Regions from separate parts of the Homo sapiens genome. Here all the other regions are linked to region 2. A link is a loop called in an ENCODE intact Hi-C map of the cell type or tissue named here. Cell type or tissue: heart right ventricle. All regions are shown on one strand.

Region 1 (8,000 bases), 130 kb after region 2:
TTCCAAACTGTGGCTTTCACAGGTGTTCCTGCCTCTCCTCCAGACATAAAGCTGGGCCTATCTTGTATTACTGTTCTATCCTTACTCGCATGCTTGCCTCCCCTAGCTGAAGTGGGTTTCCACCAGTGCCCTCAGATACAGGTTTTGATGACCTTCCCCATATAGACTGAGACTTTCCTTCTTTTGCAAAAGTAGGGAAGATAGTCTAGGTGGAGCTTCTGCAGTGGCTGCTGTTGCCCTCCAACCCTAGAAGATGGACTTTCTCATGCTTCTCCCCGTCTCCTCTGTGAGAGCCTAGTGGAGTTCCTGGAAGAGAGACCAGCAAAAAGTTGGAATATCACCCCCCATCTTTGTCTCCAAGGGCTTCACACTCATACCGACCCACAATTTGTTAAAAATTTCTAGTTGAATGTCCTCTGTTTTATACGACATTTGAGAGCATTTATTCCAGGTAACAAATGCTTAGGTCTTGTTTCTCCCTACAGGTAATTGTCTCTCTACTTTTTAGGTTAATTATTTGCCCTGCAATTTTAATTCTCTGCCGGTTCAAGAAAAGTCATTAGTTTGCAGCGTGTCCATCTTTTTCCTCGTTAGTAAAAGGGAGAACATCCTTTTATTTATTTTTTTAGCTCTCTATATCTCTAAGCTGAAACTGGAGGTCTCAGTGTTGTAAGAATTGAAACCACCTACTCCTCGCCCCCCACTGCATAGTGTGGACACTGACGACTGAAACTACTTATCCTCCACACAACCTATTGTCTGCATGACATGGCTTTATATTTTATTGTCTTTATTAGCATAACTTTATTATTCCAAAATACTCTTGCCCAGACAAAAAACTTGATTTTTCATTACGGGTACTTCCTGAAAATTCCATCAACTCTTCAGTAGAAAGCATCGAAAGACAGTTGATGCCCTAAGATTCTGAATCCCTCACCTCAAAATCCTTACCTTGTGGTTTCCACTAGTCTGTCATGATCCTCAAGTGTATATCGGGATCCTTCCCCAATTTTAATCAAGCCTTTCCCCGACCCTACTTTGAAAGACCTACTGGAATCCAACTTTCCTATTCTTTTTTTTTTTTTTTTTTTTTGAGATGGAGTCTTGCTCTGCCACCCAAGCTGGAGTGCACTGGCGCGATCTTGGCTCACTGCAAGCTCTGCCTCCCGGGTTCACACCATTCTCCTTCCTCAGCCTCCCAAGTAGCTGGGAATACGGGCACCCACCACCACGCCTGGCTAATTTTTTGTATTTTTAGTAGAGATGGGGTTTCACCGTATTAGCCAGGATGGTTTCGATCTCCTGACCTCATGATCTGCCTGCCTCTGCCTCCCAAAGTGCTGGAATTACAGGCGTGAGCCACCACACCCGGCCCCAACTTTCCTATTCTTAATAAAATCTTACATTACTTTTCCCTCCAAGACGCTATGAAAGCTCTGTTGAAGTGATATTCTCCCTTATGAATGAAAGCAAGAAACTTGGCTTTGTATTATCAGTTGGTGATATTTGGGGAGCAGATTTGAAAAAAACTTTAAGTTGCATTTCTCTTATTATTTTGCTTTTATCTCTTGCCTATTTTTCCATAGGGTTATTGATTGTTTTTAGAAACTCTTTGTATATTAAGGGTATCAACTCTTTACCTATGATACAAGTTGCTAATATTTTTTCCAGTTGTCATGTGTCTACTTTGTCATTTGTTGGAGTCTTTTACCATTAATTTTTTTTAATGTGGTCAGCTTTATCAATCTTCCTTACCTTGTCTGGATATTGAGTCATATAAAGATTTTCCACATTCACAGCTTATAGAGGAATTCACTCACATTTTCTTTAAGTATTTTTGTCGTTTTATTTTTGCATTAATATCTTGTCCATGTTGAAAATATCTTGATAAATTGTGACAATAGTAAATATGATTTTATCTTTTTTCCATGTAGTTATCTGGTTATCTCCAATACTGGAATATTATAAAGTCCAGCTCATTCTCACTGATTTAATATGCCCCTATACCAATTCAAAAATAATATTTAATAGAAAATAACAAGCTGATTCTGAAGTTCACATGGAAGACCAAGTGTATAGACTAGATCCCCCTCCAAAATATTTTTGCTGAAAATAACAATAAAAGGGCACTTACCCTACCAAATATCAAAATATAATGAGAAACTGCAGCAATTAGAACAGCATAGTACTGACATTGGACTAGAATTAAAGATCAAAGAACCATTAAAAAAAAAGAAAGAAAACAGAGCCCTGTATAGTTAAAAATGAAGTTTATGGTGATATGGTTTGGCTGTGACCCCACCTAAATCTCATCTTGAATTCCCATGTGTTGTGGGAGAGACCTGGTGAAAGGTAATTGAATCATGGGGGCAGGTCTCTCCCATGCTGTTCTTGTGATAGAGAGTGAGTCTCACGAGATCTGACAGTATTATAAGGGGGAGCTTCCCCGCACAAGCTCTCTCTTTGCCTGTTGCCATCCACATAAGATATGACTTACTCCTCCTTGCCTTCTGCCATGATTGTGAGGCCTCCCCAGCCACGTGGAACTGGAAGTCCAATAAACCTTTCTTTTGTTAATTGCCCAGTCTCAGATATGTCTTTATCAGCAGCATGAAAATGGACTAATCCATATGGTAAAAGTGGTTTTAAATCTTTGGGGAAAGAATGGATACTACTTATTAAATTTTATCAAGACAACTAGCTGTCCTTTTATGAAGAGAATTTATTTCTGGTTTGTTTGTGTACATATGGAATGTTATAGTAAGAGAAAATTTTGGGCCTTCCCTTTTGATCCATGGATTTAATAGCTTAATACCTCATGTATTGAGACTCTTTTTGGAGTGTTGCCAGAAAAAATTAGAAGGATCTTAGGCTTAAAAGCATAAACAAATTTATTATGATGATATGTGATGATATGAGAGTAAATATATGAGAGTAAACATATGAGTATGATTGACTGACAGGGATGAAGTAGAGAAGTGAGCTGGACACTTCTGGTAATAATCACTTACACCTAGATAAGCTTTTGTGAAAGGAAGTGCTTAACTTAGCAATAACCTGCTCTCCAGCTGTGCCAAGTACTTAACAGTGTGCTGGGAATTCCAGGATGCAAATATTGTCCTATAACTGGAAGAAGCAGCTGCTTACCGTTAGGGGGCCCTCTGTCTGTCTGTCTGAGAATATACCAGATGGGTCTAATCGTGCACTGCCTTCTGGCTTCCCCATCCCTACTCCCAGCTCTCTGGGCCAAGGGGTAGCAGAAGGCAGCAATTAAATAAACTTGGGTGTTTTTTTGTTTTGTTTTGCTCTTGATATAAATTTATGTTCATTGTCATTAGGTCTAACCCAATGTAAACAGGAAGAAGATACATTGTAATGAAACTGCATAAACGGAAAGATACAGAGAAAACCTTAAAAGAAGTGACTGGAAGGAGAGGAGGAAAAGAGATGGTAGCTAGAGGAAGATTTAGGAAAAAGAGAGGGTTTTTTGGTTTTGTTTGTTTTGTTTCTGAAAGTAAAAGTGATTTGAGGCAACTTATGCTGAGGAGGAGGGAACTACTTTTTTTTTTTTAAAGTTTAATACAGAGGAGAAAATTCTGTCCATCATGATGACCAATGGTAAGCTTCAGTTACATTTAAGCTACTAGTCCTAGACCTCTCCTTCAAGATCTATATTTTCAACTGCCTATGGGACTTTAGCCTTATCTGTAATGTCTGAATTTCTTAAAAGGAGAATCCATTAGTGTATTTAATGAGTAATTGGAAATTAATTTAAACCCAATGTAGGAAAGAAGAAAGTTATAAATGATGAGATCAGAGCCTAGATGACATAAGGAATAGTCTTGAATAGAGAGGAGTGAGTAGGGAAATGAGAGTAAAGACACAAGAAAATGCATGTACAAAATGCAGCAAAATGTAGCGTCCTCCTCTGTGAAGTAGTATGCACATTCTCCCACCCTCTGGGCATCCATGTAAATGACCTTTTCTAACGTTGAGGGTTGGTAGTGCTTCTGAGGTTTTAGTGAAAGGAAGTGTGGCCAGGTCTCATGCTCCACCTATTGGTAAATTAAATTTGTTTAGCCATTTCTGGCTGTGTGTAGCCATTTCTAGGAAGCTATCATGCCACAATCTGTGAATTAGAGCACCTCTTCTAATCTGAACCTAGAAAAGCTTTTGCAGGGTAGCTTGCCATTATGACCTGGCAGGGGTGTAATGGATGAGTCTACCTGGCCTAAAAGGAAAAATGAGAGAGGAGCTCATCTGCTGAGTGTCAGGGAAGTCAGTGGAGCTGAGAGGGGGCTGAGGATGATATGTGATAGGAAAAGTTGCTGACCACCTATCTAAAAGAATATCTGTTAGCATCAAGGCCTCAAAGGATGTTCTTAACTTCTTAATTTCCTGTTTTATTTTACATAAAATATCTTAACTTCATGAACTCTATAGTACTACTGAAAAATGATTACGTGTCTGAATTTTCCCAAGAACATGTGTATTTCAAACAACTTGCTTACAGTATCAGTGATTCAGGAACAGTCAATATTTGTACTGCCCTTTGTTACTTAACGTTGCAAATCATTGTCTGTCAGAGTGGAATACAAGCAATTTCCTGTCAGCTGAATATGCTTCTTTTTTCTATTGCAGACATTATCTTAGGTTTTCTTTGTTTTGTTTTGTTTAGAAGGAAGCCAAAGTAGACTATCTAACCCAACATAACGATTAAGAGCATAGTTCCGGGAGAAAGGTGCTCAGGATGTGAGTCTCGATTTCACTGTTAATAGCCGTGTGAACTTGCAAGCCATTCAACTTCTCTGGATTCAGTTTCCTCATCCTGTATGATGTGAATAATAATAGTGTGGGCCTCTTAGCAGTGTTGTGAGGAGGAAATGAGACAACCCATGCAAAGTACTTTGCATAGTGCCAGGATTTAGTAAATACTGAATATATCCTGGCCATATATATATGTGTATGTTATAAATGTTAAAAATATTCTGGGTAATCTGTGAATTAATAAAAGACAAATCAGGATTTTAGAGCTTGAAGGGGACTGGTGAGATCATTTATACTAGGTTGGCTAATATCTGGCTTATTTTCCATCATTCTTTCCCACCATATTCATTATAGACCTCACTAATTGATCCCAGCATTCTTTCCCACTGATGTCAATAGGATTTTAGAATCCTCAATACAGTATTTTATCTGGTCACTACTAATTGATTGGAGTTGATCCTTGAGATGAAACTCATCTGCCACCTCTAGCTGTTCTCAACAGATAAGGAAGTGACTTTCCTAATGTGACACAGTTGATTATTGTTAGAGCCTGGACAAAAATCCAGTCTCTTGTTACATAGTGGATTATACTCATCTCTGTGCAGAATTTACAGCTTTACATAATATAAACTCTTAAAAGAAATAAAAATATCCTTAAAATACAAATATCCTTTTTTGAAGAAACGGGATAGTTGGAAGAAAACTTTATGAAATGAAGAAAATGGAAAATGAGAAATTATTCTTGTCCATATTTTAACTCTTCAATCTTGCTTATTGGTCATGATTTGGCTAATGAAAGAAACTAAGCTGACTGCAGAAACCGTACATTTTGCACTGTTCTAAGAGATTTCATCCATTTACTTATGCAACTGATATATATTTGATGTCAGCTTTGTACCGGGCACTATACTAAGCACTGAGAAGATACAGATGATCAAAATATGACCTTGACCCTTAATAACATCGAGAGACAATATGGAGACAGACATGAACAAAACTGGAAGCATCAGTGATGTGCACTTCAATAAAGGCATGTAGAGGGGACTGTGGGAACAAAGTGGTCCATTCTACCCAGAGTGATAAAAAGCAGTGAAGGCTGCTTGAGCTTGAAACATTCAATGAAAATTAACCTTACAATCAAGAGATTCTAGAAAATGTTAGTAACCATTACTGACAAGTTAGGAATTGTATTTTTGAATGATAAAATATTTATGGACTTGAATTTACTTCACTAAAAATTGGTCTTAGTAGGCCATATGGTTTTGTCAATGGCAGGGCATAGAAAGTGTCGCTGCCTGCTCTAAGACTAACAAAATAAGTAATATTTACCATAATCACATTTTTGGGAGCAGATTATTTTGTATATCTGAGTGAGGGACAAATATACTTCCGGGTCTAACAGGCTCTCCTTGTGTGTCTGTAGGACTGATGTCAGGGAGTTCACGGTCTGACCCTGGGTGGACCTCATATGGCCCAAACCTGCGTGAAACTACCTGCAAAACGAGACTGACTCTTTACCCCACTTGACGTCATGGCCTTAAAGTCAAATTTGCTTACCCTTATTCTTTCATGGTTAAACACACTCTGGTTATTGTTCTCTGCTTAGGGAAGAAGATAAAAAGCCTCTATCCTGAAAACCCGGGTTATAAACAAACCCACAGTGGCTGCAGAGCAGCCATCCAGATGCCGTTGGGCAACTGGTAGTCATTGAAACCCAGAGCCAAGTAGCTTACCCAATATCTTAAGGCTAAAGTTGGTAGAGTGACTTTTAAAAGTGTTTTTCCACTCTCTTTGGCAAGAATGAGGGGGAAGTGCCTTCATTTACAGGCCAAGATAATCAACCTTGCCTCAAGTTCCATGTATAATGAAAGGTTCTACCGCAATGTAGGTCATGACAAAATGTCACTGGCCTAGATTCTCTGCTGAATCAACACCATTAAGAGATGCTGACCCAGTTTCCACAAGCCCTTCACTTCCTCTTTTTGAATTTGGATTGCTAGGTTACTGCAGAAGCTAAGAGACAAGGGTTCCATTGGGTAAAAGACTTAGTGTGAATTGTCTTGAAGCTCCATTAGGAAACCATTGAAACGAAATTTAGAAGTGAGTCTGGGATGATCTTGGATAGCACTGAACATAGATTGGACTCTGTTTATTTTGAGGAAATTTGGCTAAAACAATTGTCATTTTAACCCAGTGGTAGCTCTTATTGCCTAGTGGTGGTGGCTGAGACCACCATGGGGTGGGGGCAAGGTTGGAAGGTAAAATGGATTGGTAGGAATGGTAAATTGTGGGGTACAGCATGGGGTTGAGGGGAGTGGGCTGACATGCATGGGCACCCTGGGCGGGATAACAGTTTAGAGCCCCTTCAAAGAAATGCAGAACATTTATTTAGAGGAGCACCTGCCTGGGGGAAGAGCAGTGCAACAGGCATGTCACCACTAAGAGCCTGTCCTCTCTGTGGTCTGGGCAATTCGGCTGTGGATCCAAATATGTACACTCCACTCAGCAAAGTGAAACTCCAAAGGCAGCCAAGGTATTTATTACCTGTTGTTACCAGAGCACATCCCTTGGCGTTTTACACCCCAAGTCAAGCAGCTTATAATTGTCACAGGTGTTCGAATAAGTGAGATAGGAATCTGCAGGATTGGTTTTGCAAACTACAGGTCATGAAGACCCTGCTGATAAAATGAGATGTGGTAGAAAAAAAAAAAAACAGCCAAACCCCACCAAAAACAAGGTGGTGACCTCTGGTCGTCCTCACTGCTCATTATACACTAATTACAATGTATTAGCATGTTAAAAGACACTCCCATGACATTTTGCAAATGCCATGGCAACTTCCCATATGGTCTAAAATGGGAGGAACCCTCAGTTCTGGGAAATCCCCGGCCCTTTCCCGGAAAACTTGTGAATATTCCACCCCTTGTTTGGCATATGATCAAGAAATAACCATAAACATAGTCAAATGGCAGCCCTCAGGGCTGCTCTTTCTATGGAGTAGCCATTCTTTTGTTTCTTTACTTCTCTAGTAAACTCACTTTCACTTTATTCTGTGGACTCGCCCCCATTCTTTTTTGCTTGAGATCCAAGAACCCTCTCTTGGGGTCTAGGTCGGGACCACTTTTTGGTAACATGACTACATACAGCTCTGAGAGGTGTTGCCTTAACTAGGATGTTCTCCACATCACTGCATTTCTAGTGGGGCTTCAGGGATGTGCTGAGAAGAGAGGCAG
Region 2 (8,000 bases):
ACAGCTGCCTCTGTTACCTTGACTCGTCTCAGATTCCGTCGACCCGAGACAAGGAATATAAGACTGTCTCTATTATTTTGACTTGCTCCAGGTTAGGGAGAAGCCTATGCAAGGGTCCTACTGACCATATGTTTCATTTTTAGCTTTGATACCTGGGCACGGATTTCCCTAGGTTTAACTATTTGCTCAATGTTAAGGCAGCTCTGTGGAAATTTGTTTGTATAACTGGAGTGCGGTGCAGGGCTCTCTGTGTGACTGTCATGAAGGCCTGTCTGTGTGACTATCAGGGAGAATTGGCCTGCCACAAAAGGATTCATACAAAACTCAGGAGAGAGAAACAGGGTGGCTGGGAGATATTTCACTTCTGTACCTTCTGAGTTTGGGACTATGTGAATTTATCATTCTTTCAAAAAGTGAACAAAAAGTTAATTTCCTCCTTCCTTTCTGTGTCCCGACCCCCAGTGAAAAAAAGGGTTAGAGAATCAGATATACCTGGGTGTTCAAATCCCAGCTCTGTCTGAGTGATCTTAGGCAAGCAATTAACCTCTAATACCCCATTTTTTTAATCTACGCAATAGAGGTAAAAATAGTAACTGTCTCATATGGTGGTTGTGAGAATTAAATGGGATTGCTAGCATGGTGCCTGGTGAAGCGCTCAAAGCTTCAAACAGTGGTAGTAATAAGGGTAATAACAATAGCAATATTCTCTGATCTCTCTGGGCCTCTGGTAGCCAGCTATAAATTTGATCTCTTTCCCCGTCGCTTCCACCCTTATTGAGTTCTTTGAGAAACAAATGAGACTATAGGCTTGGAAATGCCATGAAAACATGTCAGCTGTGATTGAGAGTAAGGAATTGTTGACTGGGGAATAGTTATTATAGCTATTGTTACTGGCCAGCCAGCTGCTCCTCTGCCTGTTTTGTCCTGACTTAACCTTTCTGTATTTGCAGTATATCAAGGAGGTAACCAAAGACAGAGATGCCCTCAGGCTGGAGTCATACAAGAATAGGTAGGATGGGGGAGGGTGGGATGGGAGGTGTGGGGCCCTTAGCGTGGGTGATGTGCTGGGAGGTGGGAAGGCTGCAGGTGAGCATGGTGAGGTGATCATACAGGTTTGCATGTGTGCACAGGCTACGCTTTAGGGCCGGCTGTGCCCCTGACTCATGCTTTGGCCTCGGGGAACTCATGTCTTCTCTCTGGACTGCCACCTGTGACTTTTGATTCCTGAGGTCCCTTCCAATGCCATGGTTCTGTGGTTGTGGGGTGAGGTGAGGATAGAGGAGCAGTCCTTTCTGCTCTTCATTGATTCCACAGTAGTCCTTTCTGTTCTTTGTTCATTCTTTTCTCTACTGCCTCTGGCCATAGCCAAAACAACGAGGACCGGAAGCAGAAGAACTCAGAACTAGAAGAGAAGCTTCAAGTCCTAGTGACCGAAGATTTCGACTCAATCTGAAGCAACTGCAAAGGAAGCTGGAGAGGGCTAAGATCCTGCTTCTGGCAAGAGGCTGCAGCCCCAGGGGTGGTGGGAGCCCCATCCAGCTGGGGACATGGTCTAGGGATCATGCAGGTTATGGGGAGGCTCCAGCCAAGAGCCGGAAAATTTGGGTCCTTGTTCTGGTCCTGCCATAGAATCCTCTAGAGACTGCTAAAAATCTACAAACTGGGCCCTGCCATAGACCTGGGGAACCAGAATCTCAGGGTTAGGGCTTAAATTTGTTTTAAATGCATCATGGATGAAAACCATTATTATATAGATTATACTTATATGGCTAGCTCATGAGCCTGTTTATTTCCTTCTGAGGTTCAAGCCAACACTTCAACTATTCCACGGTGATAATAGATAGCAGAGTTTTTGTTTGTTTGTTTTTTTCTTGGGATGGGGCCTCCCTCTATCACTAGGGCTGGAGTGCAGTGGCATGACCTCGGCTCACTGCAACCTCCACCTCCCAGGCTCAAGCGATCCTCCTGCCTCAGCCTCTCAAGTAGCTGGGACTACAGGTGCATGCCACCACTCCTGGGTAATTTTTGTATTTGTACAGATGGGGCTTTGCCATGTTGCCCAGGTTGGTCTTGAACTCCTGACCTCAAGCAATCCACCCACCTCAGCCTCCCAAAGTGTTGTTATTATAGGCATGAGCCACCATCCTTGGCCTGAGATCTTTTTAAAAATTATTTAATATTTTATTTCTAAAGCAAAGCAACTTCACAGTAGAGATCTTTATTGACCAAGTTGTACATTGAGCCCAGCTCTAGACCTTTTAAAGGGCACTGTGTGGAATGGCCCAGGATCCCCAGATCTGAACTTCTCACTCTTTACCATTCAATTTGATTCTAGGAAATCAGCGCGAAACAGTCTTAGATTCCCTGCCTCCAGACCTTATTTTCCTGCCTCATAGAGCTTTATGTTACTGTCCTTTTGAGAGAATCCAGATTCAGACTTTCAGTTCTGTGGCTGTGGGCCAAAACCAACAAAGTCCCAAATCCTCTGTCCTTGGGAGCTTGAGGAGAGTTTACCAGTTCATGGTCCTAGTGGGTCTGATAACTTTGCCTTTAAAATCCACTCCTGGCCCCTGCCTACTGCTTCATGGCCTGGGGAATAGAGTGGAGGGGGCCACCCTTGGTCACCTTCCTTTGACTCTCCCAAGGAAACAGCACAACCAGGAAATTGTGGATCAACTAGAATCACACTAGTAATGTAATTTCTTTGCTCACAGCATGACTGCTGGGTTTGGGGGGCACTCAGATGTAGAGGTGCTAGTCTCGTCTTGCTGACCCCCAGCCTGGGAAGAAGGCTCACCCCCCAGGTTCCACCTCATCCCCACAGGGTCCCTGATAACCTGGTCCCATGGGTGGGCCTGTCCTGGGGCATTGGTGGCATTCTGGGGGCATGTCCCTTGCTGTGCCATCTCTGCCTCCCCCAGTAAGAGCTGTGTCTTCCTCTTCCTATAGGAAAAGCAAGAAAGCCAGCAAAACCAGGGAGAGCCCTAAAGAGGCAGTTAGAGGTGAGTGGAGGGTGTGAAGTTCCCTCCTGTCCTCTGGAGAATGTTGCTTTCCTTCTCTTTCAGCATCTGCTCGGCTTTTCTCCCAAAAGTTCAAATCAGACAATTGGAATCTTGATGTTTGAGAAAGCAGAAATGAAGACAGCACTGTATCACACTGAACGTGCTGCTGCCAGGCAGTTTGAAGGTGGGAATCTGGGCACCCGTCATCCTTCAACCTGCTGCTTTGACAGGATTTTAGGGGTAGTCCTTTGGGCCCCATCTCAACCTCTCTCATTTCAGAAGAGTCCACAGATCTGGCCAGCTGCCTGCAGTATTCCCAGCAGTTTACGGGAGAATTGGAACGAACTCTCTTTGCTCTCTCCACGCAGCAGAAGAACATGGACAGTGTGAGTCCTACAGCCTCCCTCATCCCCTGGCAGCCCAGCTTCCCAGATGGAGGAGTTGAAGCTGGTTATGAAGCCCTTGATGCTAACCAGCAGTTACAGCAGGCCATGGAGGAGCGGGCACAGCTGGAAGTACACCTGGGGCAGGTGAGGCTTTGCAGAGGGAGGGATGTGGAAGGAAGATGACCCCAGGTGGCCAGGAGCGTGTGAGGACCAGTGACAGCCCTTCCTAACTTCTGTGCCCATTCTTGCAGGTAATGGGGTCACTGAAACAACTACAGATGGAGAAAGATCAACACGCTGAGAATCTGAAAGGAGAGAGCGCCTTGTGGTGGCAGAGGATGCGGGAGATGTCAGAGCAGGTGAGACCTGACCCTTCAGCCCCCACCGTAGATAGGTCACTTGATTGTTCCAGGCATCTGTGAAATGGGAGGAGCACAGCCAGAGGTGGTCATGGGTCTGGGCTTTGTGGAGGTAGGGGCAGAGAGGGAGATGGTAGCTTGTCCAGCTGCCAGCCCCTCTCTGCAGGGCCCTTTCCCCCTGTGCTTTGGGCAGGTGCACGCGTTGAGGGAGGAGACGGTGCATAGCATGAGTCGAGTACAGGAGCTGGAGACGATCTTGGCTGAACTAAGGAACCAGATGGGTAAGCTGGGGCTGGGGTGACCTGGGAGCAGGACTGGCATCAGAGGGCTGTGGGGATGGCTTAGAATGCCAGAGAGGTGGATGCATGGAAAGGCTTTGAGGCAGAGGGAAAGAGGTCTGTGCCAGGAGGCGGCAAGTCTTGTAATCGTCATGAGCCTCAATGTCCCCATCAGCAAAGAGGAAAAAGTGTGTGTTGTCAGCCACCCACAGTTGTCTCTATCTGAAAGTGGCTTGGAAGATTGGCTACCATCAGGGTGCAAGGAATCATTAGCAGGGAGGCCAAGTTTGGGGAGCCTGAGGGGTGCAGTGGATCAAGAGGAGGGTTTTTTTTTTTTTGAGAATGCAGAGGGTTTTTTTGAGAATCATTAGCAGGGAGGCCAAGTCTGGGGAGCCCGAGAGGAGCTGTGTACCAAGAGGAGGGTGTTTTTGAGAATCCAGAGGCCGTTATTGTCTGCTTCCTTTCTCAGCTGAATCCCACCCCTGGAGCCCCCAGCAGGGGGCGCAGCCCTCATGTGAAGCGGCACTTCTGAGGGGACCTGTGAGCCAGAGCCCTGCTTTGATGGCTGTGGATGAGAGGCGATGATTTTTCTAATCTGCCTCCATCCTTCCCAGTGCCGTGGGAGGCAGACACCAAGTTCTGGGGTCTGCAGCTGCAGCAGCAGCTACAGGCAGAGGCTGAGCACCTGTGGGAGGAGCTGGAAAGTCTAGCAGGACAGCTCCAGTGGGCCCACATGCAAGACAATGAGGACTTGAAATGCCTGAACTGGGAGCAGGAGAGGCTGCTGGAGCTGGGGCGGGTGGCTGAGCTCTGAGGGGAGCAGGCGGAGGTATGCAGGCAAACCCTGGGGACCGTGCAAAATGACCTCACCACCATCAGCCCCACACTCTCCCAGAACCCTGAGCTCAAGGAGCAGCTACAGAGAGCAGCTTTGTAAAACTGGTGCATCCCACCTGGGGAGACTGCCCTCCTCCCCAGCCCTCTAGGCCTTTGTTTCCCCATCTGTTAAGTGGGGCAGTGTAGCCCTCATGTGAAGTGGCACTTCTGAAGGGACCTGTGAGCCAGAGCCCTGGTTTGATGGCTATGGGGGAGAGGGGATCATTTTTCTAATCTGCCTCCATCCTTCCCGGCGCCATGGGAGGCAGACACCAAGTTCTGCGGTCTCCAGCTGCAGTGGGTGGCGTGATTGCTTCTCTCTGTCCAGAACAGTGAGAATATGGAGATCAACAATGCACTTTAGTCTGAGCAGCATGTCAAGGAGGAGCTGCAGGAGAAGCTGGGCGAGCTGTAGGAGATGGTAGCCCCTGCTGATTATGCCACTGCAAGGGAGAAGGGAAGAGAGAAGAGAGAGGCAGCTACATTGTACATTGCCCAGACTACTACTTCCTCATCACTGTCCTCTGCCCAGGAGGGGCCCAGTTAGGGTCACTCTGTGGCACAGACTGGCCGTCTGGAAGAACAGTGCCTTTCTCTTCCCTGACTTTGGTACACCTTCCTCCAGCCTGCTGTGGCTGCCACAGGTCAGAACCTGCTGCTGTCTTTTGCTGAACTCCAGGGGGAGCGAGGTCCTCATGTATTCATGAAGGAGGCCGTGCAGCCCCTGCTTTGAGCTTTGGCCATTCAAAATGCTGCCTAGCAGCCCAAGGCCTGGGCAAACCATATCCACACCCCCGAGTGGCTCCAAGCATGCATGACTGTCACTGTCATTGCGTGAGTATCTGTCATACCTGTTCCACACTCTTGTGTCCATGCCACTGAGGCACCTTCTCTCCTGCATGGCCCCCTAATGCCCTGCTTTGTTCTGTGACAGACGCCAAAGACAATGCTGCATCTGTCTAGCCACCTGCCAATGACACCGTGTTACCTGGTGGTGTCCCTTGCCCTGGTGCCAGTCTTGCTAGCATAGCGGCACCTCAGGTTCATGCTTCCTCCTCCTCTGCCCACTGCCCTCCTGTACCTACTATGGATTCTCTTCTCTTTTCACAAGTAGTTTGTTCCCTAGGGCCAGGTGCCCTTCCTGGGGACTGGGCTGGGGGAAGGCTGAGACTGGGCTTTTCCTTGAGGTTTGGGGAGATAGAATATTGTTGGAATGAGCTTGGGAACTTGGCTCACCTGTCCTCGGTGATTCTTACAGAAATTGAATGACCATCTCATATGTTTCTTCCCACACAGAATCATCATGCTAGCCCCAATCTCATGGATGAAAGCAAGTGAGTGTCTCTTATCAGGGCAGCAGTCTCTAGGCTGAGGGAGTCAGGGAGGCCACTGTCTAACACCTTCTTTCCCATTGAGCCACCTGCACCCCTGACGCCTGTGTCTCTGCCCTTAGGACCTTCTCATTAACCGAGAGCCTGCAACAACTCTCCCAACAGCTCAATGGCGTTGTTTCTGAGGAACTTCAGAAATTGAGGGGAGTGCGGGGGAAAGGAAAGTATGATAGAAAGAAACTGAGGCAGGAATCACCAGAGAGAGGAAAGATCCTGGGACTGGCCGATTTGCTGGGCCATGTTGAGGAAGTTGCCTCTTCCCTGAGGCTTCTTCCTTGAGGCTGTTCACATGAAGGAGTTGTACCCCGTGGCTGGTTACATCATTTTATCCTACTGTAGAAACACCAGATGAGAGCTGCTTGGGAGGAAGGGATGGTGGGGAGATAAAAACCATGAGAGAAGTTGGCACAAAGAGGTTATGGGATGAAGGGTCCAAGTTAGGCAGAAAAGAAAATGTTGTCAGTTGCTGGGGAAGAAAGGAAGTCAGAGGGCTTAGACATGGAGGGGACAGAAGATTTCCATGCGCACTCTCATCTCTTGTAGTCAGCAACAGGTATCTGTGCGGAGGGCTCTGGATCATCCGCTACCCTGAAGGATCTGGAAGTAAGAGGCCCTGGGCCATGACCCAGTGACCCTGCAGGCCAGCCCTCCAACCTCCTCCCACAGTGGGGGCTGGGTGCCCCTCTGCCATCTGAGACCTCTCACACCCTCCCCCCAACCCTAATGATTGCTCTCTCTACCTCTCCCCTCGATCCTCCTCCAACTCCTCCTCTCTTCACGTGCCTCAGAGCAGATACCAAGAGGTAACAGTCGCCCTGGACTCGAGTTATATAACAATCAGTCGACGGAATAAAACCATCGAGTCATTGGTAAGAGTTCAATGGGGTCCACCAATTCCACGCTGCAAGTCCTGGGCTCCAGTTTCCCCTTGGGGCCCTGAAGAAAGGGCTGAGGGTCCCTGATGCCAAGGGCAAATGGGGAGCAGGGGGGCCGAGGCCTCAGCTAGAGGGACCCCAGAGCACGGAGCATGCATCATGGCTCTTCTGTTGCTGCCCTCTTTGCCTACTGTCTCTTCTTCAGATACCCATGCTCCAGCCCTTGCCACACATGTCCTGGGGTTGTGGCTTCTCAGGGAAGCACTGGCCTGATTGGTTGTCAGGAGCCCCGTATTTCCACTCTGACTCAGGCCCTAATTTGCTCTTTGATTCTGGGCAAGCCACCTCTCCTCCTTGGGCTTGTGTTTCCCGAGGAGGTAGAGTTAGAAAGTATCAAAAGTCTCTGTTAGCTCTGAGAGTCCACGATTTAAAGGTCCAGTAGAATGTAAGCCTCAGGGCCAAGGGATCCTGTCTGTCCTTTTCTGTCCTACATCTCTGCTATGAAGAACCATACCTGGCCTGTATGTGCTCAGTCAATGTTTGTTGAGTGAATGCACCTTTCTAAATCACAAGCTGGTAGAAGGGTGAGCTTTTCTCAGACTCCATCTCTAAAGGTTTATGTTACTGTCCTTTCGGGAGAATCCAGATTCGGACTTTCAGTTCTGTGGCCGTGGGCCAAAACCAACAAAGACCCAAATCCTCTGTCCTTGGGAGCTTGAGGAGAGTTTACCAGTTCATGGTCCTAGTGGGTCTGAGAACTTTGCCTTTAAAATCCATTTCTGGCCCCTGTCTACCGCTTCCTGGTCTGGGGAATAGAGTGGAGGGGGCCATCC
Region 3 (8,000 bases), 90 kb after region 2:
AGAACGACTATACTTCCTGGGGGGACAAGGATTCTGTCTACAAATGGCACAGCACTACTGTGCATAACGCATGCTTTCCTGCTTATGACAATGTCATGCTTTAATATATGAGGTACTGGTATAATCAATAAGGTGTGTAAGTTTCAATTCAAGGCCTTGGAACAAGGGTCTCTTTCTCTATTATCTAGCTACCTAGAGAGGAGCTGGGTTCAGGAGAAATGGCTTTGAGAGAGGCACTGTAGGGAAGGGGTTATAAGCACACAGGACCATGAGCCAGATGGATCTGGATTTGAGTTCCAGCCCTGCTTTTACTGTATGTGAGATTTATGAGAAGTTTTATTCTGTTTTTTTCCCTTTGTGAGCCTGTTTCTGCATCTCTACCTTCTTTATAGGGTTGATTAGATAAGATAAAGTATATGAAGCATTTAACATGACTTCCACCTACTACATAGTCAGTAAACATTATTGTTATTAAAGAGATCATTTCTTTAAAATAACAATTTCAAGGTTTGAATACAAGATGATAGTGGCCTTTATGTGGTTATTAGGCACAAAACTGAAACAACTGGAGCGATCGAAGTTTCCACTGAGGAGCTGTTTTTTATTTTCTCCCAGTGTGATTTAAGAATATGGAAGGAAGCCAGGCCTCCAACTGTGGGTTCCAGCCTATAGCTGTGGTTGAATAAGTGACTATCTGAAAAGGATCCCTGGGTAAGTAATTTAATTTCCCTGTATCTTACTTTCTCTTCTATAGAATATTGATTCATGGGAAGATAACAGTTCTGGAAAACCCTCTAGATAGGGATTGTGTTAATAGCCACGTTTGCGTTGCTCTGTAAACATGGACGTGCTGGGAGTGCAATCACTCAAATCCCATGTCCTGCTTTCAGCATCTTTCACCCACCGATATGATGTCTGAGTGTTCATTGTCACCAAGGCCATTTTCACTGAGGTTTCATTTGAAACGAGCTGCATCTACTGCAGGACATAATGCAGGTGTGCTCCACTTTAGAGAGACCGTTTGCCCATGAATCAGCACATTGGCCTGAAGAATCACAGGGAAATGATCCTGTCAGACACCCCTCGGGATGTTTGTGCCTGAAAATCTGGCTTTAGCAGGAATGGCTACTGCTCCCTGGCCCCAGTGGCTGCATATTGATCGATACTTGCCCCATTAAAAAAGCATACAAGTGTCCCTCAGTGTCTGAGGGGGATTGGTTCCAAGGTCCCTCAAGATACCAAAATCCTCAGATGTTCAATTTCCTTATATAAAAAGGCATAGTATTTGCACGTAACCTATGAATATCCTCTCATATACTTTAAGTCATCTCTAGATTACTTCTAACACCTACTACAATGTAAATGCTATGTGAATAGTTATTTTATTGCTTCATTTCTTTTGTATTATTATTTTTTCCAAATATTTTCCATCCGTGGTTGGTTGAATTGGGGGATGCGGAACCTGTGGGTCAATTAAGCAGTAAAGTATTATTAGCCCAGAGAAACACTTACTCTTTTCACCTTTAAGGATTTAAAAATAGTGGGGCTTATTCCAAAGCAAGTATAGTGGAAAATACTACTTAACAGTAGACTGAGATGCTGTAAGAATTAACATTCTGGGTGTAAAGGGCGATACAAATCACACAGTAGACTCTGCATTATATTGAACTGAGTGAATAGATGGAGGAAGGATGGAAGAACAGAAAAAAGGAAGAAAGGAAAGACGGAATGAATTAGAAGAAATTAGCCAAAAAGCTAGGACTTAGGCTCTATGTACGCTATGATCATAGCTTGAATGACCCTAGACAAGTCCCTCAGTTTCTCATCTGGGAAACAGAAAAAATGTCTTCCTTATTGGTTTTCTGTGAGAAAGAAATCAAATTACGTAGAGAGATATGTGGTTGATAGCACCTGACAGTCATAAGACCTGCAGATCAGTATCAATTCAATACAATTCATCAAATATTTACTAAGCCCTTACTATTTGCCTGGCATTGTATCCTGGGTGCTAGAATTACGTAGAGACGAATAAGACAGCCAGGCTTGTAGCCTGGATAAGGCAACCGGGATGGAGGCAATCCCAGTTCTTGATCTTAGGACTTTTATTTTTCATTTATTCATAATAGACTCCCGAAATCCCCTTCTGGTTGAGCTGCCCCAGTCCTTGCCCACTGAAAACCCACAAGGCTATTAGGGGGAGACAAAACTGTAAACCGAAAATTCCAAAGCAGCATGCGAACCGCAACAATGGTGGCCCCTAGATGTAGGAAGGAAATGAGGAGGGACTGAGGAACTGGAGCAGGGGAGTTCCGCGGCGGCTGGGTGGGTGAAGGCACCTGAAAGGGACGATGCGTGGGCTGAATTACAGAAAATAAACAGGAATTCCTATATAAAGAAAAAGCAGAGAAAAGGCATTTCAGATCACAGGAAGCATCACATGCAAAGCCAAAGAAACAGGAAATTGCTAGTTCCAGCTTCTGCCATTAACTGGCTCTTTTTAACCTTTCTGGAATTTCCTCAGGTCCCTCTGGGATTTCAGTCTTCACATCTCAGAAAATGAAGGTCGGGGGTGGAAAGAAGGAATCTATATTTCGGGAAGGTGCTTTCTAACTGGATACCTCCGTGCTAGAGCAAAAAAAAAGGGGTAGTTTTAAAAACGTCAAGTGTTATTTTAGGGCAGGAGCCAGAAGCCCCATGTTTTGTAACTATCAAGATGACAGGCAGAGCCTGCAGCCATTCAGAGGCTTTCTCCACTTGATCTTAGCCAAAAGACCAAGAAGCGATCAGAAATTTTCTCAACGATTAATTTACCCACTTCACCAGTACTTAGGGCATGGACTGAGCCAGGGCCTATGCTATCAAAAAGAGCACAGTCTAGCAGAGGGAGACAGACAGTAAATAAGTATATAAATAACTGGAAACCATATTGGTCTGCACGCTGCGAGTGCGTGGGGACAGGAAAACAGAAGCTCCCAGGACGTGCAGGTCACGTCCAGGTTACATGCAGGGTGAGTGACGGTTTATCTCCTAGCCAAATTAACTTCCTGTTTCCTCGTCCAGCCTCACCTTCTCCAAGAAGCCAGAAACATTTTCAGCCGCCAATTTTTCCTTGGCAGGACGACAGGGTGCCCTCTCTTCACCTGCAACCTTTCCCAGGCCTTGCCTGGGGCTCCACGCACTCACTGCAAATGCGGGTCCCAGAGCTGACCACAAGGTGCCTGCTCCCGCGACAGCTTCGCGCAGACCTGAGCGCCCAGTGCATGCAGACCTCCCGGCGTCGTGGGAGAGGGTGGCGGGAAGGCGGGCTGTGCAGCACCTCCGGGTTGGGCCGCTGGCGGCTGGGCGGGACTCAGCCTACGGTATAAGAGGGGAGCGCCACTCTCCTGGCCGCAGTACTGAAGGTGGCGCCTCGGCAGCGGGCTAGAGGCCACTGGCACTGAGCTTGCAACCAGATCCAGAGACACTGAAGAAGAGAGAAAGGTCTGAAGCGGGGCTGATTTGTTGTGGGTGCAGGGGAGAGGAAGGCTGGAACTGGTCTGGGGTCTTAAACACGTGGGGGACGTTTACAGGGTCTGGGGGAGGGATCCAGCCGCGTCGAGGGGCTGCAGCAGCTCCAGGCGCCCAAACTCAGCAGCTTCTCTCCCCCGCAGGCGCACCTCTTCCCGCCACTCCTAGCCCCAGCCTCCAAGGATGCGGCTCCTCGAGAAACTCTGTTCCTCGGCCGCAGGCAGCTCCGCGCCGAAGCCCGCCTTCGCCAAAGTGCTCACGCCGAATCGCATCCCCGAATTCTGCATCCCGCCGCGGCTGCCGGCCCCTTGCACGCTCGAGTCTCCAATCCGGGCCGCCGCCGTGCCCCGGCGCTGCGCCGCTGAAAGCGACCTGTGGCCCCGCGCGGCAGACGAGGACGCCGGCCGCACGGACTGGGACCCGCGCTCGCAGGCAGCGCTGTCACTGCCGCACCTGCCCCGTGTGCGCACCACCTACGGCTTCTGCGCGCTGCTCGAGAGCCCGCACACGCGCCGCAAGGAGTCGCTCCTGCTCGGGGGCCCGCCCGCGCCCCGGCCCCGGGCCCACAGCTGCGGCGGCGGCGGAGGCCCGGACGCCCCCCTGGGGACCCTGTGCGGCCCGCGAGGTCCGGGCCCGGCCACCCCCGCGGCCCCCGGCGGTCCCCGCCTGCCCCAGGACGCGCTCGCTGCGGGGCCCCGCCGCTGCCGCCTCCTGCGCGTCCCCGACGGGCTGCTGAGTCGCGCGCTGCGGGCTGGAAGGAGTCGCCGCCTGGCCCGCGTCCGCTCCGTCTCCAGCGGGAACGAGGACGAGGAGCGCCGCGCGGGATCCGAGTCCCCGGCCCGGGCCCCCTCCTCGAGCCCGCTGTCATCCAGGGCCCCGCTTCCTGAGCGCCTGGAGGCCAAGGGCACCGTGGCTCTGGGCCGCGCCGGCGACGCCCTGCGCCTGGCTGCTGAGTACTGTCCGGGAACCCGGCGTCTCCGCCTCCGGCTGCTCCGCGCGGAGAGCCTGTTCGGAGGCGCCCCCGGGCCCCGCGCCGTCCGCTGCCGCCTCAGCCTCGTCCTGCGGCCGCCGGGCACTGCGCGTTGGCAATGCAGCGCTGTGGTGGGGCGCAGCCGCAAGGCCTCCTTTGACCAGGACTTTTGCTTCGACGGCCTCTCGGAAGACGAGGTGCGCCGCCTGGCCGTTCGCGTCAAGGCCCGGGATGAGGGTCGCGGCCGGGATCGGGGCCGCCTGCTGGGCCAGGGTGAGCTGTCCCTGGGCGCCCTCCTGCTGCTCTGAGGGCCCAGCCCTCCCCGGGGCGCTCTGCCCTGGAGACTCCGGACACTGACAGCCGCGTGGTACAGAATAAACGTTATTTATTTTTTTATTTATGATACTGCTTTATTGACGTTTTACTTCCTCACCATCCACATTTGTCATCGTCTATTGGTAAAGAAGAAAAAGATAATGACTCCCTGTTCTGTTCACAGGACCCCCATATCTCTTTCCAGACCATTTTTGCATTCCAAGGAAAAATGGGTTGGCTTGGGACTGGGAGAGAAAGGAAGTACACCCATCTGCATTGTTTTTAATTCCTTCCGGTTTTCTATCAATGTTACAGTTTTTTTTTAATAAAGCAAGTTATTCATTCAGAGTCATGCCCAACGTTACGATTCATATACACAGCTTTACATATTGATGCGGCATAGGTAATATCCTAATTTGTGTTTGCGCACGCGCACACATCAGAGTGAGACACTTGTATTATAAGGATGTATATACCCTGGTGGGAAGAAAATTTTTTTGTAGAAAGTTTTCTTTTGGAAGTGAGTTTTTCAAAAATTGGTGAGGAAAACAGGGAAGTGGAGGACCTTCCAATAGATGGGTTATCTAGGGAATAGCTATTCCTGGGGTCTCTCTCTTCCTTACCTAGGAAATCTTAGAAATCTTTCTTGCCTCTGTAAACAAGATGATACTTTTTGTGGCATTTTCTCACCTAGCTATGTATCTAATTACACACTAATTAGCTTTGCGGTAGGATTTCCTAGATGAGTTAAAAAGTAAGTAGTCAGTTTCTTGAACACTGGGTTCTAGAGAGTGTTTTTAAAAATCCAATTGATTTTCATTTGTTAATTCAACAAATAAACCTAAGTCCACTGGAAACTGATTATACCCAAGAGAATTTGCCCTGGGCCACGGGAATCCACCATGTAGTGGAAAGCACAATGGAGTTGGAGACAAATAGAGAGTTCAATTTTTTTTCTGCCACTTTTCTGGACTAGGGCAAATCAGTTACTCTCCCTGAGCCTCATTTTCTCCATCAGTGAAAAGGGAGTAATATCTACCTCACAGGGTTTTGTGAAGATATACCTTAATATCCAAATAACCCTTGAATACATGTGAAATATGAGAGCAAACCTGAAATGCTTGCACTGTACTGTTGAATAGTGCTCAATAATGTTGCAGAGAATGAACTCCTTCAGGTCTTCTTTCTTTCCAGTTGTTTCTCCCTGCTCCTGGAGTGGAGCTTGGAAAAGGTAGGGCTACCTGTGACTGAGGACTTAGAAGAGCCAGGAGTGGGAATGTAGAACCCTTCAGTATCCCCATGGTAAATTTCCCCATAAGCAACAGTTTGCCGTCATTCTACATCAGAAATTCCTTCTGCATTGTTGTTATAATAATGAAGTCTGGGTACAAATTTGATCAGACTAAATAAAAATCCTGGATTTGAAATATTATTTCAAAGTGAACAAATTAGCCTTTAAAAATAATCTCATCAAACTACTTTTGATATTGAGAAAACATCACAGAGATGACTTGCCCAAAGCTATACAGCTAATGTGCATAGCTGAATTCAAACAAGAACCAAGTGTTCTGACTTCTCCAGAAGACTGACCCACCCCTGTGGGTCAGAGGAGGTGAGGCCAGTGTGTTGGAGGGAAGTATTCCAAGAAGAGGCTGTTCAACCTATGTATTCATTTATTTATTTAGTAGAAATGGAATTAGCTTCATTCTGTAGACTTCAGAGAACATAATGAAGATGACATATACATAAAGGCTTATTCCTTTTCAGAGGGCTCAATTTAACAAAAATGAAACTTCATGTAAAACATTGACTTCTTAAAATAGGTAAAGAATCTGGAATGAGCACTTGATGAAATACATTTGCTTGTGACTGATTATATATTTATATAAATTTATATATTTATATAAATATAAAAATATAATGTTAAGATCACTGAAATCTGAGAGTGACATCAGCAAGATGGCTGACTAGAAGTAGCATACAGTATTTCTCCTGTGCTGGGCTTATTTCATTTAACATCATTTTCACTAGGTTCATCCACCTTGTTGCAAATGATAGGATTTCATTTTTTATGGCTGAATAGTAATCCATTGTGTATAAATACTAAATTATTTGATCCATTCATTCCTTGATAGACACAAGTTGATTCCATATCTTAGCTAGTGTGAATAGTGCACCAATTAAGATAAGAGTAAAGATATCTTTTCAGCATACTGATTTCCTTTCCTTTGAATATATACCCACTAGTGAAATTGCTGGAGCCTATGGTAGTTCTATTTTCAAATTTTTGAAAAATGTTTGTCATCTTCATAATGGGTGTATTAATTTACATTCCCACCAACAGTGTTTAAGAGTTCTGCCCTCTCTACATTGTTGCTAGGATTTGTTTTTTGTTTTTGTCTTTTTGATGAAAGCCACATTAGCTGAGGTGAGGTGGTACTTTATTGTGATTTCAATTTTCACTTTCCTGATTAGTAATGCTGAGCACTTTTTTATCTACCTGTTGGCTGTTTGTATGTCTTCTTTTACCCATTTTAAAATCAGATTATTTGGATTTTTAAATTTGTTTGTTTGCTATTGAGTTGTCTGAATTTATTATGTATTCTGGATATTAACCCCTTGCCTGATGCATAGCTTTCAAAATTTTCTCCCATTCTGTAGGTTGTCTCTTCATTCTGTTGATTGTTTCCTTTGCTGTGCAGAAGCTTTTTAGTGTGATGTAATTTCATTTGTCTATCTTTTCTTTTGTTGCCTAGGTTTTTGAGGTCCTATCTAAATAATTCTTGCCCAGACCAATGTCATGAAGTTTTTCCCTTATGTTTTCTTCTTGTAGTTTCACAGTTTGAGATCTTACATTTAAGTTAGTAATCCATTTTGAGTTTAATTTTTGTATGTGGTGAAAGATAGGGGTCTAGCTTCATTCTTCTGCATGTTCATATCCAGTTTTCCTAGCATCATTTATTAAAGACACTGTCCTTTCCCAATGTGTCTTCTTGGCACCTTCATTGAAAATCAGTTGTAAATGTTTGGATCTATTTATCGATTGCCTGTTCTGCTCCATTGGTCTATGTGTCGGGTTTTTATGCCAATACTATGATGTTTCGGTTGTTAAAACTTTGTAGTGTATTTTGAAGTCATGTAGTGTGATTCCTTCAGCTTTATCCTGTTGCCTCAAAATTGCTCTGGCTATTCAGGGTCTTCTGCGGCT

Evidence for each region. Peaks named below come from ENCODE experiments on the same cell type or tissue, not always from the same donor. Only the 100,000 strongest peaks of a DNase experiment are listed, where the experiment ranks them.
Region 1: it touches region 2 in a loop (5-fold over the local background); 16 of 110 quality-filtered maps call a loop at or near these places.
Region 3: it touches region 2 in a loop (2.0-fold over the local background); 10 of 110 quality-filtered maps call a loop at or near these places.

Annotation. Positions count from the first base shown.
Region 1 is chr15:62,121,107-62,129,106 of GRCh38, reverse strand. No RefSeq gene overlaps it. Among named protein-coding and RNA genes, the nearest start is that of C2CD4B, 40 kb to the left of the region's middle. In heart right ventricle, CTCF peaks have their summits at 3,144, 3,158 and 4,068; no DNase peak of the experiment used is centred here; H3K27ac peaks cover 1,882 bases.
Region 2 is chr15:62,251,065-62,259,064 of GRCh38, reverse strand. It overlaps the pseudogene GOLGA2P11. Among named protein-coding and RNA genes, the nearest start is that of MIR8067, 50 kb to the left of the region's middle. RefSeq lists a silencer at 4,421-4,715 and an enhancer at 4,437-5,329. In heart right ventricle, CTCF peaks have their summits at 4,520 (motif pointing right) and 5,576 (motif pointing right); DNase peaks (open chromatin) are centred at 2,474 and 4,544.
Region 3 is chr15:62,160,675-62,168,674 of GRCh38, reverse strand. It overlaps C2CD4B (C2 calcium dependent domain containing 4B), which reads left to right and starts at 3,390. Exons shown (of 2, transcript NM_001007595.3): 1 at 3,390-3,480; 2 at 3,651-5,140. The coding sequence starts at 3,691. The coding sequence ends at 4,785. It overlaps LOC124903502 (a long non-coding RNA gene), which reads right to left and starts at 3,262. Exons shown (of 2, transcript XR_007064669.1): 1 at 2,503-3,262; 2 at 2,081-2,385. RefSeq lists enhancers at 2,740-3,339, 3,340-3,939. In heart right ventricle, a CTCF peak has its summit at 4,697; a DNase peak (open chromatin) is centred at 3,364; H3K4me3 peaks cover 4,237 bases; H3K27ac peaks cover 4,971 bases; H3K27me3 peaks cover 5,692 bases.